Linked DNA regions of Homo sapiens: region 2 is linked to region 1. The links are chromatin loops, found by intact Hi-C in ENCODE. Cell type or tissue: Calu3. All regions are shown on one strand.

What was found. A loop is a pair of places that touch in the nucleus more often than their neighbours do. Peaks named below come from ENCODE experiments on the same cell type or tissue, not always from the same donor. Only the 100,000 strongest peaks of a DNase experiment are listed, where the experiment ranks them.
Region 2: it touches region 1 in a loop (7-fold over the local background); 10 of 110 quality-filtered maps call a loop at or near these places.

Annotation. Positions count from the first base shown.
Region 1 is chr6:130,290,337-130,298,336 of GRCh38, forward strand. It overlaps a transcript of SAMD3 not described here. Among named protein-coding and RNA genes, the nearest start is that of SAMD3, 71 kb to the left of the region's middle. In Calu3, no CTCF peak of the experiment used is centred here; a DNase peak (open chromatin) is centred at 3,645.
Region 2 is chr6:130,755,513-130,763,512 of GRCh38, forward strand. The region is part of intron 1 of LOC105378003 (a long non-coding RNA gene); the gene reads right to left. Among named protein-coding and RNA genes, the nearest start is that of SMLR1, 68 kb to the right of the region's middle. In Calu3, a CTCF peak has its summit at 4,716 (motif pointing left); a DNase peak (open chromatin) is centred at 4,699.

The sequences.
Region 1 (8,000 bases):
TGTTACACTCTTGAGTTAGAATTGCTTCTTCTTCAGGAAACCTCAGTCTTTGCTCTTAATGGCTTTGATTAATTAGATGAGGCTCACCCATGATATGAGAGTAATCTGCTTTACTCGAGGTTTACCTTTTAAATGTTAATCGTATATAAAAACACCTTCACAGAAACATGCAGTCTAGTATATACTAAACAACTGGGGTACAATTGCCTAGCCTAGTTGACACGTAAAATTAAGCAGCACAATACAGCATTAAGATGAATATCTGGGCTCTTGATTTAGGTTGCCTGAATTTAATTCTAACTCTACCTTTGGGAGCTAAGAGTCCTTCAGCAAATATTGCATTCTTTCTGTGATTCAGTGTTCTCATCTGTTAAACCACCTTACAGAGCTGTTGTGAGATTCAATATAGAACACACATGTAGTGTGTTCAGAATAAGATAGTATGGAGTAAATGTGCAGTAAATTTGGCTACTATTAAACAAAAGCCATTATTATTACTGTTATTAAATCTGAAAATATAACAATATACAAATTTTAAATAAAAAAGAAATTTTTCTGTTTGCTAGTCCTGCTGTTTTCCCTTTCCTCTGGGTCTGAGTATAAGGACAGCAGTCAGTCATCCTGGATTTACCGAAACAGTCACACTTTCAATATTCTGCCTTATTATTCCCATTCACATACTCTGTCAGACCTTTCATTCTGATGTGTGGTTCACAAAATATGCATGCCATACATGGTGATGACAACTGACTTTATTTATTTATTTATTTTTGAGAAGGAGTCTCACTCTGTCGCCCAGGCTGGAGTGCAGTGGTGCAATCTTGGCTCACTGGAACCTCTGCTTCCTGAGTTCAAGTGATTCTCCTGCCTCAGCCTCCCAAGTAGCAGGGATTACAGGCACCTGCCACCACACCTGGCTTTTTATTTATATTTTGTTTTTGTATTTTTAGTAGAGATGGAGTTTAGCCATGTTGGCCAGGCTGGTCTCAAACTCCTGACCTCAGGTGATCCACTCGTCTTAGCCTTCCAAAGTGCTGGGATTACAGGTGTGAGCCACCATGCCCAGCCGATAATTGACCTTTTGAAGATGGTAGCTGAGCCTTACAACTCAGGCTCATGGTTGACTCTGTAGTTTGATAGAGAATAACAAGTTAGCCATCTGTCAGCTAAAAAGCTTTGCTGCTTTGTGGGTGGTATCTTGGTGCTGGATTATTAATATCATGTGAAGTTATTCATTAATTCTTTGCCATCATCTCAGAGGGTCATAGCATATTTATTTCTCTGCATCTGAACATACCAGCATGATCTAAAGCAATTTGTTGATATGTAATGTTATTTGCTAATAATCATGTGATTTTTATCATTTCAAACTAATTTCTCAGAATTACCTGATTAACTGTGGGTTTTCCTTTAGTGACATAAGTGTATATTTAATAATTTCCCAATTTCAGAATTACTTGATTAATTATGGGTTCTCCTTCAGCGACATAAGTGTACATTTAGTAATTTCCCAATTTCGTTAGAGTCACAGTATGTGGGCAAATCTGTGGGTTCTTAATGTGCCTTTATATATTATGTCTAAGTGTTCAGATAAAAATAATTTAGCTTAGAAAAAGAAAATAAAAATTAAAAAGGAATTAAAAATTTAACAGGTCAGTTATGTGACCTTTATTATTAAGCTAATCTAATACTTAATCTGTTTTCAAAACTGTGAATTTACTAAATTATGAATAAGAAGTCCATTTTTGCTGCACTTACAGAGATGAGATGAAGAGCTGGCCACCAAGGAAGGCTCTCACAGGTTGGCAGTAAGTAGGCAGAGCCACTGACCCAGAATGCGGATCCTAGATTTTCACATTTTGAACTTCAGTTTCATCAGGAACTTAGAACTTAGGTGATTCAATTCTCAGGAATAACTTTTTTTTTCTTTCTTTCTTTTTTTTTTTTTTTTGAGACGGAGTCTCGCTCTTGTCACCCAGGCTGGAGTGCTGGAGTGCTGGAGTTCAGTGGCGCAATCTCAGCTCACTGCAACCTCCACCTCCCGGGCTCAAGCAGTTCTCCTGCGTCAGCCTCCCAAGTAGCTGGGATTCCAGACATGCGCCACCATGCCCGGCTAATTTTTGTATTTTTAGTAGACACAGGGTTTCACCCTGTTGGCCGGGCTGGTCTCGAACTCCTGATCTCAGGTGATCCACTTGCCTTGGCCTCTCAAAGTGCTGGGATTCCAGGCGTGTGTCACCATGCCCGGCCCGGAACAACTCTTTTTTGTTTGTTTGTTTGTTTTGTTTTGTTTTGTTTTTGAGAGAGAGTCTCGCTCTGTCGCCCAGGCTGGAGTGCAGTGGCTTGATCTTGGCTCACTGCAAGCTCCACCTCCCAGGTTCACACCATTCTCCTGCCTCAGCCTCCCAAGTAGCTGGGACTACAGGCGCCCGTCACCACGCCCGGCTAATTTTTTGTATTTTTAGTAGAGACGGGGTTTCACTGTGTTAGCCAGGATGGTCTCGATCTCCTGACCTCGTGATCTGCCCGCCTCGGCCTCCCAAAGTGCTGGGATTACATGCGTGAACCACCATGCCCGGCCAGGAACAACTGTTAAGTGTCAAACTCAGAAATGATTGTTGTGTATGTGATTCACAATGTCAATTTATTCAGTTACAATGAAAGCTGTTTCTATCTGTTTCTAATTAATGGAAGATTAATCTAAGTTACTGCTTTCTCCTTGCATCAAAGTCCCTAATCCTCAATTAGTATTTAAAATTATGTTTCAAGAGTTCACAATTTGGTTAACGGGAACTTGACAGTTGCATCTATACTAGAGAAGCATTTTGGTTTTATATTACGGACCAACTCCATTTGCTTGGGGTGCTGGGTTGGAAAGTAGTTCAAAATGACATTTGAGGCCAGTGAAAAGGAATGCTATGATTGAATGACAGTGTCTTACACCTGTCCAAGACTGCTAGTGTGAGCTGAGCTTGCTGTGTATTTGACATCTTTGACTGAGGCTATTGATGAAAAGCTCACAAGTATCCTTGACCCACAATGTATCACAACATTCTGGTCCCCTCACTCTAGTAATTAAAAAACAGGTGTTTTCTGGCTGCATTGCCTCTTTCCTTTAGACAAAGATCGAAATAATGTTATTATCTAAAATATTACTCTCTTACACAGATTACCACCTTTTTGTGACCATGTTTTTTTGTGATAGGTGACAATATCCTTAAGTAGGAAGTTGCTTTCTTTAGTTATATTATAGTCCTAAGAATAGCCCCAGTGATGCTTCCACAGTTTCCATAAACATTTTTAAAAACCAGTCCTGAAAGATGTAGGATAATATTTGATGTTGACATATGATTAATTCAATGAGGACTGACTCTATTTTATAATTGCCAGAAGTGAGTGGATTGTGTCACCAGATTTAGGGGCACTCCACACCACTTTATGCTGAAAACTTGTTTTTAGTGCTCCATACTACCAAAGACTTCATAGTTTGTCTCGTGAGTCTCTAAACTTTTCTTGATAGGGATTGGCTTTTGATGTTGCGGAAGTCTTATGCTATACGGGTAAGGAAAGACACTCACAACATGGGCCTTATGCACACAGCATCTTAGCAGTGGGAGCAGAGCCTGCTCAGGCTTCAAGACTGACCAGAAGAGGGCAGACAACCTCTTGGATTACCTTGATTTAAGTGATTGCCTCTCCTCTGTAAAGGACAGAGATTTCACCCCCAAGACATTCCTTTGGTGTGACAGTAGGGACTGAGAGATACAGATTTGAAGAGCTAGTAAGCAAGAATACATTATGATTTTTTAAATCATAGTTTCATATTTTTAAAAGGAGACTGCTTACTTAACAGGATAACTATTTTTCTTCTTTAATTTCAATTTGGATGAGCTCAAGGATGCTATGCCATACTTATTATACTAGACTTCAAAAGGCTTTGTTTAAAGCAAAGCAAGCCTAAAATCTACACAACTCTGAAAATCACTTCAGAGAATCTTGAATAAACTTTTCTTCAGGGTATTTCAGACTAATCTAAGAAAATATTTGCTTGAACACTGTGTGTATTTTTTAAAAGGAATTCTGTTCAGCCCCTCGTTATTAATGTTTATTTTATTTGTGAAGTTCTTTAGACTCTTCAGAAGGAGGGTTAATGATTAAGAACCAAGGTAAAACATTGTTTCTTTTTTATTCTTATATTTCATTCAACTGAAAAAGATCTTAATCATTAGCATGACATATTTATTAATGTTTCTAATTTCAAGGATTAATTTTTATTTTTGCAAGGATTAATTTTTTTTTTTTTTGCAATATGGCTGTTAGAATGACCTCAAAATTATATAACTCCCTGCTTTTTGGTTGTGTAAAAATTTGTACATGATTGAGTATTCTGAATGTCTCGAATGCCTCCAAGTCCTTCATCTCCAGGGTCAGTTTGCCCTTCAGTATCCAACAATTATAGTCCAATCTTGCATACCTTGATTATTTGCAGGCAATTTATTTATTGTTATTGTATTTCTTTCCTATAATATTTTTGAATTCCAGGAATGTCTAATTTTTCCATACATTTCTCTGATTTTTTTTTTTTTTTTTTTTTTTTTTTTTTTTTTACGGAGTTTTGCTCTTGTTGCCCGGGCTGGAGTGCAACGGCACGATCTCACCTTTCCGCAACCTCTGCCTTCAGGGTTCAAGCAATTCTCCCGCCTCAGCCTCCCAAGTAGCTGGGATTACAGGCATGCACCACCACATCCAGCTAATTTTGTATTTTTAGTAGAGATGAGGTTTCTCTGTGTTGGTCAGGCTGGTCTCGAACTCCCGACCTCAGGTGAACCATCCACCTCGGCCTCCCAAAGTGCTGGGATTATAGGCGTGAGCCACCACGTCCAGCCTCTCTGATTATTTTTTTATCAGTCTGTATCAGTTACAAAGTTTTCAGCTTCAACTGGCATAAACCTGACTCAAGTTGGGCTTCACTATTGAAGGTATTGACTCACATCAAGGCACTGCAGAGGTAGGGCATGCCTCAGAGGTGGTGGTTTGATGAGATGGACTTGGGTTCTTTTTGTCTATCTGCAACTACATCCACTAGATAAATTGCATCCTAAATTTCTCTTGCGGTCATAGGATTGTAGTCAGTAGCATTTGGGAATACAGGCTTCCATTTTCAAGTCTAAGAAGAAAGAACTTGACTGTTTGTAACTTACTCTTAAGAGTTAAGATATTTCTTTCCTAGGAGACCACAGCAAAACTCTCCTCATCTCTCATTGGTTTAAATGAGCTTAGGCCTTTCCACTGACAACTTCCAGCAAGGGGAATGGGATTATCATAATTGGCCCATATTAATCAGTGATCCTTGTCCCCCCTCTCCCAGACCCAGGTGGGGTAGAAAATGGATATTGGGTAGTCAGTCATTCCATATCATGCTGCTATGGACTGATGTTCTGGGCTTTTCTATTTGTTGCCCCTTACTGCATTATACCTGCTTTCTAGGCTGCTGCCACTTCCCTGCCCTTCTTGACCCTAGGCATAGACATAATAGTAAAAATGGCAAGTTTAGTTTTCCCAAACATAGACACATCAGTAAAGACACTTGGAGACTGCAATATGGGAAACAAAAACATAATACTGAGTACTGAGGTCTTGCCTTGTCTCTTTCTCCTGCCTTGCCTTCTCCTGCTTCCTGTCACCCGCTTCTTCCCTTCCTCTTCATTTCCTGAGGCCTCCTCAATTCTTGATGCAAATCAGTATCCAGGTGGCCCACGGGGTCCCATGGGGGACCATGTTGGTGGATGAAAAGAGAATGCCAAGAAGGTAAATGGGAGAATTTGGTGATAAGAGCAGATGGCTGACCAGAGACACTGGATGTCAGTTCTCCTCAGAAAGATCAAAGTTACTGGTGAATGGACAAGTTCTGAATGGAAAGCTGAGAGAAGAGAACCAGGATCTGTTGGAGTGCCTATGGGAAGGAGCTGGGGTACAAAAAAGGAAAGCAGCAAGAGTCTGGTAAAGGTCAACCCAGGAAACTCAGAGTCCATGGAAAGGGTAGGTGGGAGTGCCCTTGGTGGGAGGAGCCCTACAAAAGCCCCCTCATGACAAAGGAAATAAGGGCACAGCACCAGTTACTGAAGTGGGCGGCACTGGCTCCCAGGAACAGATGTGAAGGAATATCATCTCCTGCCTTCCCCGATAACTTGTTGGGGATGCAACTTCCCACCGGGGGCCAGAGCACATGCACTTGGAGAAAGTGTTTTTCATACTTTTTGTGGTGGCTTCACCCTCGCTGAAAGTGAGTCCATGCCGTTTGAGCTTGTACAAAGCCCAACTCCCCATCCCTAGTCCCTATACAGAGCAGTAGCATCTAGCAATGGAGGAGAGATTGGCCATAGAGTTGCCTGCTCTGGACCAAGGGAAGAGGGTCTGCCCTGAGCCCATATTGGGGTAGCTCTCAGAGGGGTGTGTCCAGGGCCTGCAGCCACACTGTGGTGGGGAACCAAAGGTCAGTCTTTATGAAATAAGGGTCATGAGCCCTATGACAGGGGTGTGATAGGGAAGTGGATCACATTCCTGCCAACTCAGGATGAGGAGTTGGTACACACCCCAGCCCCTTCCCCTGACACTTCAGTGCACCCCAACACAATCTCTTCCTACCACCCATCCTTCAGGGCAGGTGCTTCCACTCATCATCAGTCCACCTGACGACAAGCCAGCTTTTACACTTAAGCACCATCTATTGGATTGCAGCCTGAACTGCATCACCAAATAAAAAGCAAGCCTGCTGCCAGACAGGCTAAGTGCTGGTACATGGGACAAGCTTTCTGAGATATCAGAACTCTCAGTCAGTCCTGAAGGAGATAGTTTGTTGGCTCATACATCCAATGCATCACTACAACAAGCAACATCTAAGAAAGCCACTGCACAGAAGCTATCCACAACCAATGAACCCATATAGAGTCTTGGCCCACTGAAAACACCCAGGAATGAAGCCAAATGACCATATGCAGTGTACACCTTAGTCAGGCCCTCAAGAGAAAAAAGAATTTAAAAATAAAAATGTCCCATCCAAACAATAGAAAATTCAAAAATAAGAAGCACCAGTTCCCTCAGATGAGAAGGAATCAGCACAAGAACTCTGAAAGTACTAAAAGCCAGAGTTCTTGACCCCTCCGAAGGATTGCATTCTCTTTCTAGCAATGGATCCTAATCAAATTGAAAAGTTTGAAATGACAGAAAAAGAATTCAAAATATAAATTGCAAGGAAACTCAATGAGATCCAAGAGAAAGTTGAAATCCAATAAGAAGAAGCCAGAAAAATGATTCAAGATATAAAAGACAAGACAGCTATATTAAGAAAAAACCAAATAGAACTTCTGGAATAGAAACATTCCCTAAAGGATTTAAAAATACAGTTGGAATCTTTAACAATAGGCTAGGCAAAGCAGAAGAAAGCATTTCAGAGCTTGAACGCTGGTCTTTTGAATTCACCCAGTCAGACAAAAATCAAGAAAACAGAATTTTAAAAAATGATCAAAGCCTTAGAGAAATATAGGATTATGTAAAGTGACCAAATTTACTGACATTGGCATTCCTGAGAAAAAAGAAAAAGCAAGCAACTTGGAAAACATACTTGAGGAAAAAAATTCAGGAAAATTTCCCTAATCTTGCTAGAGAAGTCAACATCCAGATATAAGAAATTCAGAGAACACCTGCAAGACACTTCACCATATGACCATTCCTGAGGTACAGTCATCAGACTATCCAAGGTCAATGTGAAGGGGAAAAATCTTAAAGGCAACTAGAGAAAAGGGTCAAAATTACCTATAAAGGAAATCCCATCAGACTAACAGTAGACTTCTCAGCAGAAACATTACAAACCAAAAGAGATTGGGGGCCTAGTTTTAGCCTTCTTAAAGAAAAGAAAATGCTGCCAAGAATTTCATATCCTGCCAAACAAGCTTCATAAACGAAGGAGAAGTAAAGTCATTCCCAGAGAAGCAAATGCTACG
Region 2 (8,000 bases), 470 kb after region 1:
AGCTTCCTCTGCCACCCACGGCTGTGGGGATCTTCTGGGAGGCAACCCAGGTCCCTCTTACAGATAAACTGCATAACCATACCTCTCCAGCATCTCATGGGAGACCCAACTAGGTGATGGGTTAGAAAGTTTGGTGCCGGTTCCCAGGTCTCTCATGCCCTCTAGAAGCTTCCTTTCTTTTTTTTCCCCTCCTGTATTCACCTGCCAAATATGTTGGTTGTTTCCACAAATAACCCACCCTTCTTAGTGTCTACGAAAATACTCAGTGTTTTTCTAAGTGATTAGGCTTTTGTAAAGCAAAAGCCAGGAACACTTGTAAGCCAGTACTGTTTTCCCCTCAGCCACATAAATCCCTAGAGGCAACAGTCTTATTATCTACTTCCTAAAAAAGAAAACGAAAAGAGAAATGGAAAAATATAAGAGAACCACAAAAACAAATTAATGTCTTAAACGATTATGTAGCCACAGTAGATTTGGTAAAAAGCATCAGAAGAGAAATAATAATTAACATTCCACATAGTTCTGCCGTTGTGGTTTTTAAAAATAGGTCTACAATTCTTTGATATTCTTACTTTCTAGAGGTGGAACTTAATTTCCCTCCCCTCAAGTATACGGTGGCCTTAATGACCAGCATGTAATGAATAGAAAATTGCAGAAATGATGAAATGTCACTGAAGTGAGGTTATGAAAAGACGGAGGCTTCTGTCTTGGGTGGTCTTGGCTAGCTCTCTCTCACACTGTCTCTCTTTCTCTCTTTCTCTCTCTCTCTCTCATACTCTCTCTTCCTTGGATTATTTGCTCTGGGGGAAGCCAGCTGCCATGTTTCAAGCTGGCCTGTGGAGAAGCCCACTGGAGAGGAACAGAGGGAGGCCTCTGGCCAACAGCTTCTGAGGAACTGAGGTCTGTCAACAACTACATGAGTGAGTTTGGAAGTGGATTCTTCAGCCCCAGTTGAGATATGAGATGATCGCAGCCCTATTTGACAAAAATCTCACAAGAGACCACCCAGCTACATACATACATAAAACGAGTTGGAACCAAAGGTGGCAATCTAAGACAGACACAATTTTAATGGATGAAATTAAATTACCAGTAGAAAATAAGTTATTTCCATGTCAGTTGGTCAGAAGAGGCCATTTTCATGGCAACATACTGAAAAATTATAATAATGAAGATAAGTTTAAATAGAAGAAAGGACAGAGTGAACAATTTTACCAGTCTATAAATGGGTTAAGTGAGATGCCTGCATTACCCTGCCCAAAATCAATAGAAACATATGCAAAATATGTGATGCCCCACCCATTAAAACTGTATCTGTCTGCTGTTAGCATTATAACCCTGCTTTGGAGTTCCAAAATTTGCTTTTCTTTCCACTCTGATATTTATAATCAAAGACTTAATTGCTGTAACTTCGAAGCAATTTAAACAATGCTTTGTTAGAAAAATTACCCTTAAAAGTGTGATTTACAGAGAGCATACTGGGTTAAGCATTCACAATATCTCTGTTGTCATAGCAACTTGCAGTGTGAGTTTAACCCAAAGTGGTAAGGTAACTAGAAAAATGTTGGTGATATTGGAATACAGAAAGACACATATACTACAACTGACATGCTGTAGCCTTGACATGGAAATTCTAATGAGCATTTTAAAAAGCAAAAGTCATTTTGTTTTATCTTGAAAATGCAACACCTTAACTAAACCAAATACAGATCTAAAACTAAACCAGAAATTACTGAAAATTTAGATACAGTTATTTGTATCATCCAAATAAGAAAAGTTTGGTTTCATGCTTCTAGAAGTTAAGCATGAAAAATAATTTCCAAAGGTTATGTTTGATCCCTACTTGATGATTTCTCTTTCTGTATCAGGAATGTACTTAAAGAAACAAATCTGGAGCTATAGTTCTATAAAAGATTATAAGGGAAAAAAGAAATGACATAAATACTTTGATAAAATAAAATAATGTTCTGCATCCCTGTTCTCTAAAATTTCAGAACTTACGCCATATGCCTACGTGGTTAAATACACAAAATAACGAAAGGACTCAGAACCTTAACAGAGTCCATCGAAAAGATTTTATGTGCATTTCTAGTTCAGGTTTTATTACTAAAGGTGCCATTTAGAAGCTCCTTCTAAAGATATGCCCTGCAGACACCTTAAAATAACACTCAACAACAAAAATATTATCTTGGTGATAATTTTACTGTCCTTTTCATAGGGGGTATATGGTAATAACAGGGTAAGCCTGGACAAAGCAATTAAGAATAAGAAGTGTTAATGCTCAGTATTGTTTATGTATGTCACTGTAATTGAAGGGGATCAGAATATGCTACTCCAAAATATGTGCTTTGGCATAAAGATTATTTTGAGCTGAAAACGTGTGAGATTCAACAGATGTAGAAGGAAGCTTTCTCAGAGCCTCCCTGATCTGACTAAAAGCAGAAACTCCTCAATAATAAGGACTGCCATAGAGCCCTTCTCCCAGGGAAGGTTTATGGCCATGAAGAAGATGGAAAGATGACACTGAGATGGATCTGCACAAACAAACCTTGCTTAGATAGCTTTTATCTTCTGTAAGTTTCCTCCATGTCATTACCATTCCTCAGTTTTCAGCCCCTAGAAGTCTAAAAACCCCTTTCCTTTGCCTTGACATGCCTCCACAATGTATGACTCTTTGTTAAATAGGTATATAAGCTCTCAGGCCTATCTGTTTCTTGAGATTTTCATGTGTTTTCTAGGAAGGTCCCTGTGTCGCAAAAAAAATCCAATAGAACTTATATGCCTTTTATCCTGTTAATCTGTCTTTTGTCAATCTAATTTGCAGGGCTCCAGTCAATGAACCTGAGAGTAGAGGAAAAATATGTTCCTCCCTTACATCATTGAAAAATCCATGCCAAAATTTTCCCCTTTCTGGAGCATTTGATAGTGAGGACTGGTATCAAGATAAGTCAGTTTTGAGTTCAGAATCTGGGGGTTACAGTACAGAAGCGGAGGTTTTCTGGGTGAAACAGAGAAATAGAGAACAATAGACGAAGGAAGAGAGATTGGGAAAAGCAGAGACCCAATTTGTTTCCCTACCCATTCTCCACTGGACTGTGCTTTGGGCCTAGCTCTAGGGGACTGTGGGAGAGTCAGCTTCTGAAAGATTAGAAAAATATCTGTCTTGTTTGTTTTTCAGGCCTTTCAATTCCTGAAATAACAAGAAGAGATGTGTAGCTGTGAAGGGAGGTTCAACCTCTCCTGGTCTTGAATCCCTTACTCAACTTCCCCAGGCCCTGGGTATATGGTTTCTCCTTAGGGCAGACCTATAAGGAAGTCAAAATGGGTATTTCCTGCATTGTCTCTCCCCACACCTTCTTCTCGGGAAGATCTTTAGAACACACCAATGCGTACTCCCATTTATTTAGAATTCAAATACAATGTCCTTCCAGTTCAATCATGTGTAAAATGGAGGTTTCCTGACTGCTTTCATTGGTGAGCATCAACAACACCAACAGGAAGAACAGCAGAGGCCACATCAGCCACAAGCCACCCTGTCATCTAATGAATGCCAATTAAGCGCCAAACACTACCCTAGGCATTTTATAAACATTAATCTGACAAATTTCTCACAATGATCCTATGGAATAGGCATTAGTACTCTCATTTGTTGGATGAGAGATCCAAGTCTGACAAAGAAAACAAGCAGCAACACAGCTGTTCTGTTTTCTGAATTTATCTTTTAACTTGATTCTCTTATCATCTATATGGAATTGAAAGCTTCTTGAGAACTTATTCTATTTTGAACTGCTTCATAGTACCTAGCACAGTAATTTATTTGGGGGTTTTCTTTACTTAATTATTTTAATTGACAATAAAACACTGTATATGTTTATGGTGTGCAACATGATGTTTTAATACATGTATACATTGAGGAATGGCTAAATCAAGTTATTTAATATATGCAATACTTCATATACTTATATTTTTTGTGGTACAGACACTTAAAAACTACTGTCTTAGCAATTTTCAAATATACAATATATTGTTATTAACTGTAGTCACCATGATATACAATAAATCTCTTGAGAAATTTCTCATTCCAAAATGGAAGCATAGAAGCTAGCTGGCACCACTCTCCCAACAGAAAACCAAAAACAAATATACAGCCCCAAGATTATCACCAGCAATAATATCCAAAACTAAAATATGAGAATGAGACAGTTCCTGAGGCCACAAAGAAATGAAGAAACTCAGAATCTCTTAGTAGACAGTAAGAGAATCAGACTTCCATGTCTGTGACATCCTTCCCCCAATCTGCCTAGCACCAAGTGCACAGAAAATTTTTCCCTGACTCATGGTTTCTCAAAAAGTGAGGTGAAGATGGACAACTGGCTTCCCCATCATCTTGGGTTTCCTGGCAGAAGATCTGTCCTTGCCTCAGCCCCAGGAATCAACAGGAGTGCCTGAAGGGAGAAATAGCCCTGAGGACAGCCAAAAACAAAGAGGGGAGGCAGGACTACCATCCTAGGCCTGGAAACTGCTCTGTAATTCAGCCAAAGGAGATGCCAAATCAGAGTGGCTATTCAGCAGCACCATGCTATAGGATTGTCCTGCAGGTTTCCTGGGCATGACACCCTAGCCAGTCTTCCCACTCTATCAGGATATTCCCTTTGGGACATTTACTAGAACCTAGACAACCTGTGCTTAAAGCACCATCTAGTGCTCAAAGGGAGGCAGTGACCTGGTCGGGGTTGGGAGGAAAGAGAAAATCAACTGGTAAATTATAAAGAAAGAGCACTCCCTTATTTACTGCAGCACTATTCACAACATACAAAATATTGAAATTAACCTGTGTCTATCAGTGGATGAATAAAGAAAATTTGGCTGCATATACACAATGGAATATTATTTAGTCGTAAAAAAGAATGAAGTCCTGTCATTTGCAGCAACATGGATAGACTTAGAGGTCATTATTTTAAGTGAAATAAGCCAAGCACAGAAAGACAAATATTGCATGTTCTCACTCATATTTGGGAGCTAAAACAGTGGGTCTCATGAAGGTAAAGAGTAGACTGGTGCTTACCAGAACCTGAGAAGGATAAGGGGAAGATGAAGAGAAGTTATTAATGGATACAGATATACAGCTTGATAGAAGAAATAAGACCTAATGTTTGACAGATAAGTAGGGTAGCTCTAGTTTATAATAATCCATTATATATTTCAACATAGCTAGAAGAGAATAATTTGAATGTTTCTAGAATAAAGAAAGACAAATATTTAAGATGATGTGTATCCCAATTACACTGATTTGATCTGTACAAATTATATGAATGTATTAAATTGTAACATGTACCCCCAAGACATGAGCATGTATTATGCAAAAATTTAAAAAATTGGCCATCACGAAAAAAGAGTTAGTGAATTTGAAGACAAGTGAACGAAAGTCATCTAAATTGAAGCACAGAAAAGGTAAATATTTTTTAAAATAAACAGAACCTGATTTACTTGTGGAATAATATCAAGCATTTAACATATATGTAACTGGAGCCCCAGAAAGAAAGGAGAGAAAAAAAAAAAGTCAAGCAAAAAATTACATTTGAAGAAACATGGGCCAAAATTTTTCTATATTTAAGCAAAAACAGATTTGGGAAGCTTAGTGAATTCCAAATAGGATAAAAACAAATAAAACCACAACTGGTAACATTATAAGAAAACTTAAAGAAAAAAAAATGAAGTGAAAACTCTTAAAAGCAGCCAGAGTTTCAAAAGATTCATCCCATAAAGGGATCAATCATAATAATTATGGTTTTCTTTTCTTTAGAAAGAGTAGAATCCAGATGACAATGGAACATCTATTCCTGGAAAAATTCTTTATGGTGGATTAGCTACTGGTTCAATTTAATGATATTTCCACTAAAACTATTTAAGAAACATCACATGCAAGTTACTTAAGAAGCAATATAACTTGGCCGGGTTCAGTGGCTCACACCAGTAATCCCAGTACTTTGGGAGGCTGAGGAGGGTGGATCACATGAGGTCAAGAATTTAAGACCAGTCTGGCCAACATGATGAAACCCCATCTCTACCAAAACATTCAAAACTTAGCCAGGCATGGTGGTGTGTAATTATAGTCTCAGCTACTTGGGAAGCTGAGGCACAAGAATCACTTGAACCCAGGAGGTGGAGGTTGCAGTGAGCTGAGATTCTGCCACTGCACTCCAGCGTAGGTGACAGAAGGAGACCTTGTCTCAAAAAAAAAAAAAAAAAAAAAAAAAGGAGCAATGCAACTTACTGGAAAACACCACACCATAAAATTATGATAAGATATAAATATTTTCAACAGAAAAATGAGACTCAAAGATGTTCTGCTAAGTCCGTTCTCATGCTGCTAAAAAAGACATACCCGATGCTGGGCTATTTACAAGAGAAAGAGGTTTAATGGACTTACAGTTCCACATGGCTGGGGAGACCTCACAATCATGGCAGAAGGCAAGGAGGAGCAAGTCACATCTTATATGAATAGCAGTAGGCAAAGAGAGAGAGACTGTGCAGGGAAACTCCCCCTTATAAAACCATCAGATCTCATGAGACCCATTCACTATCACGAGAACAGCACAGGAAAGACCTGTCCACATGATTCAATCACCTCCCACCGGGTTCCTCCCACAACACATGGGAATTCAAGATGAGATTTGGGTGAGGACACAGCCAAACCTTATCAGATGATTAATGGGTACAAAAAAATAGAAAGAATGAATAAGACCTACTATTTGATAGCACAATAGGGTGACAATCATAAATAACTTAACTGTATATTTTTAAATAGCTTAAAGAATGTAATTGGATTGTTTTAACGCGAAGGATAAATGCTTAACAGAATGGATACCCCATTCTCCGTGATGTGCTTATTTCACATTGCGTGCCTGTCTCAAAACATCTTATTTACCTCATAAATATATACACCTACTATATATCCACAAAATTTTGTTAAGAATTTAAAAATAAGAGAAATTAAATACACAACTATAATTCAAGACATAATGCAAAAACAAAAATCCAACAAAAAAATTGTTGTTTTTTGTTTGTTTTTGAGATGGAGTCTCACTCTGTCGCCCAGGCTGGAGTGCAGTGGAGCAGTCTCGGCTCACTGCAACCTCTGCCTCCCAGGTTCAAGCGATTCTTCTGCCTCAGCCTCCCAAGTGCTGGGATTGCAGGCATGTACCACCACGCCCAGCTAATTTTTTTGTGTTTTTAATAGAGACAGGGTTTCACCATGTTGGCCAGGCTGGTCTTGAACTGCTGACCTCAGGTGATCCACCTGTCTCAGCCTCCCAAAGTGCTGGGATTACAGGCATGAGCCACAGTGCCTGGCCAAAAATATCATCAAGTTTAAAGGAGCACGAGACCGTCTCTAGTTATAGAGATTAAGGAAATCTTCAGAGCATTTGAGATGGACCTTGAAGGATGAGTAGAATTTTCTTAGGGAAGAGCATGGAGCAGACAGTGTGCACAGAGGCAGAAAAGTAGAAAACCATGGAGTGGAAGAGGGCATAATCCAATTATTCAGTTCATCTCTATCACCAGTGACTACCAGAGGAGTTGTCAGAAATATCTTGGGTAGGCAAATTGAGGCATCCTGTGAGGGGATGTATAGGTCATCCCAAAGATTCAGAATGTTATTCTGTAGGTTATGGGAAGTCATTTTCCACCTGCCAGGGGTCTGGCAGAATCAAGCTACATTCTTGGGGAAGATGAATGTGGCAGATGGGCTAGCAGCAAGAGGGACCTCAATCCAGAGTCACATGTGAAAACACACTGCCTTCCTGGAGGATCACAGCATGACAGAGATTAAACATGGATGATACTGCAATAGAAGGCAGAGTTAATTCCTAGGAAGATCCTGCTAAGGAACTCCATAAGTGTCTAAAGTTATATACTGAACGCCCCCAGGGTTTGGGTTGATTTGCATATAAACACAAGTGGCATCTGGTAATCAAAGGGCTTGACCCTCAGTGAAA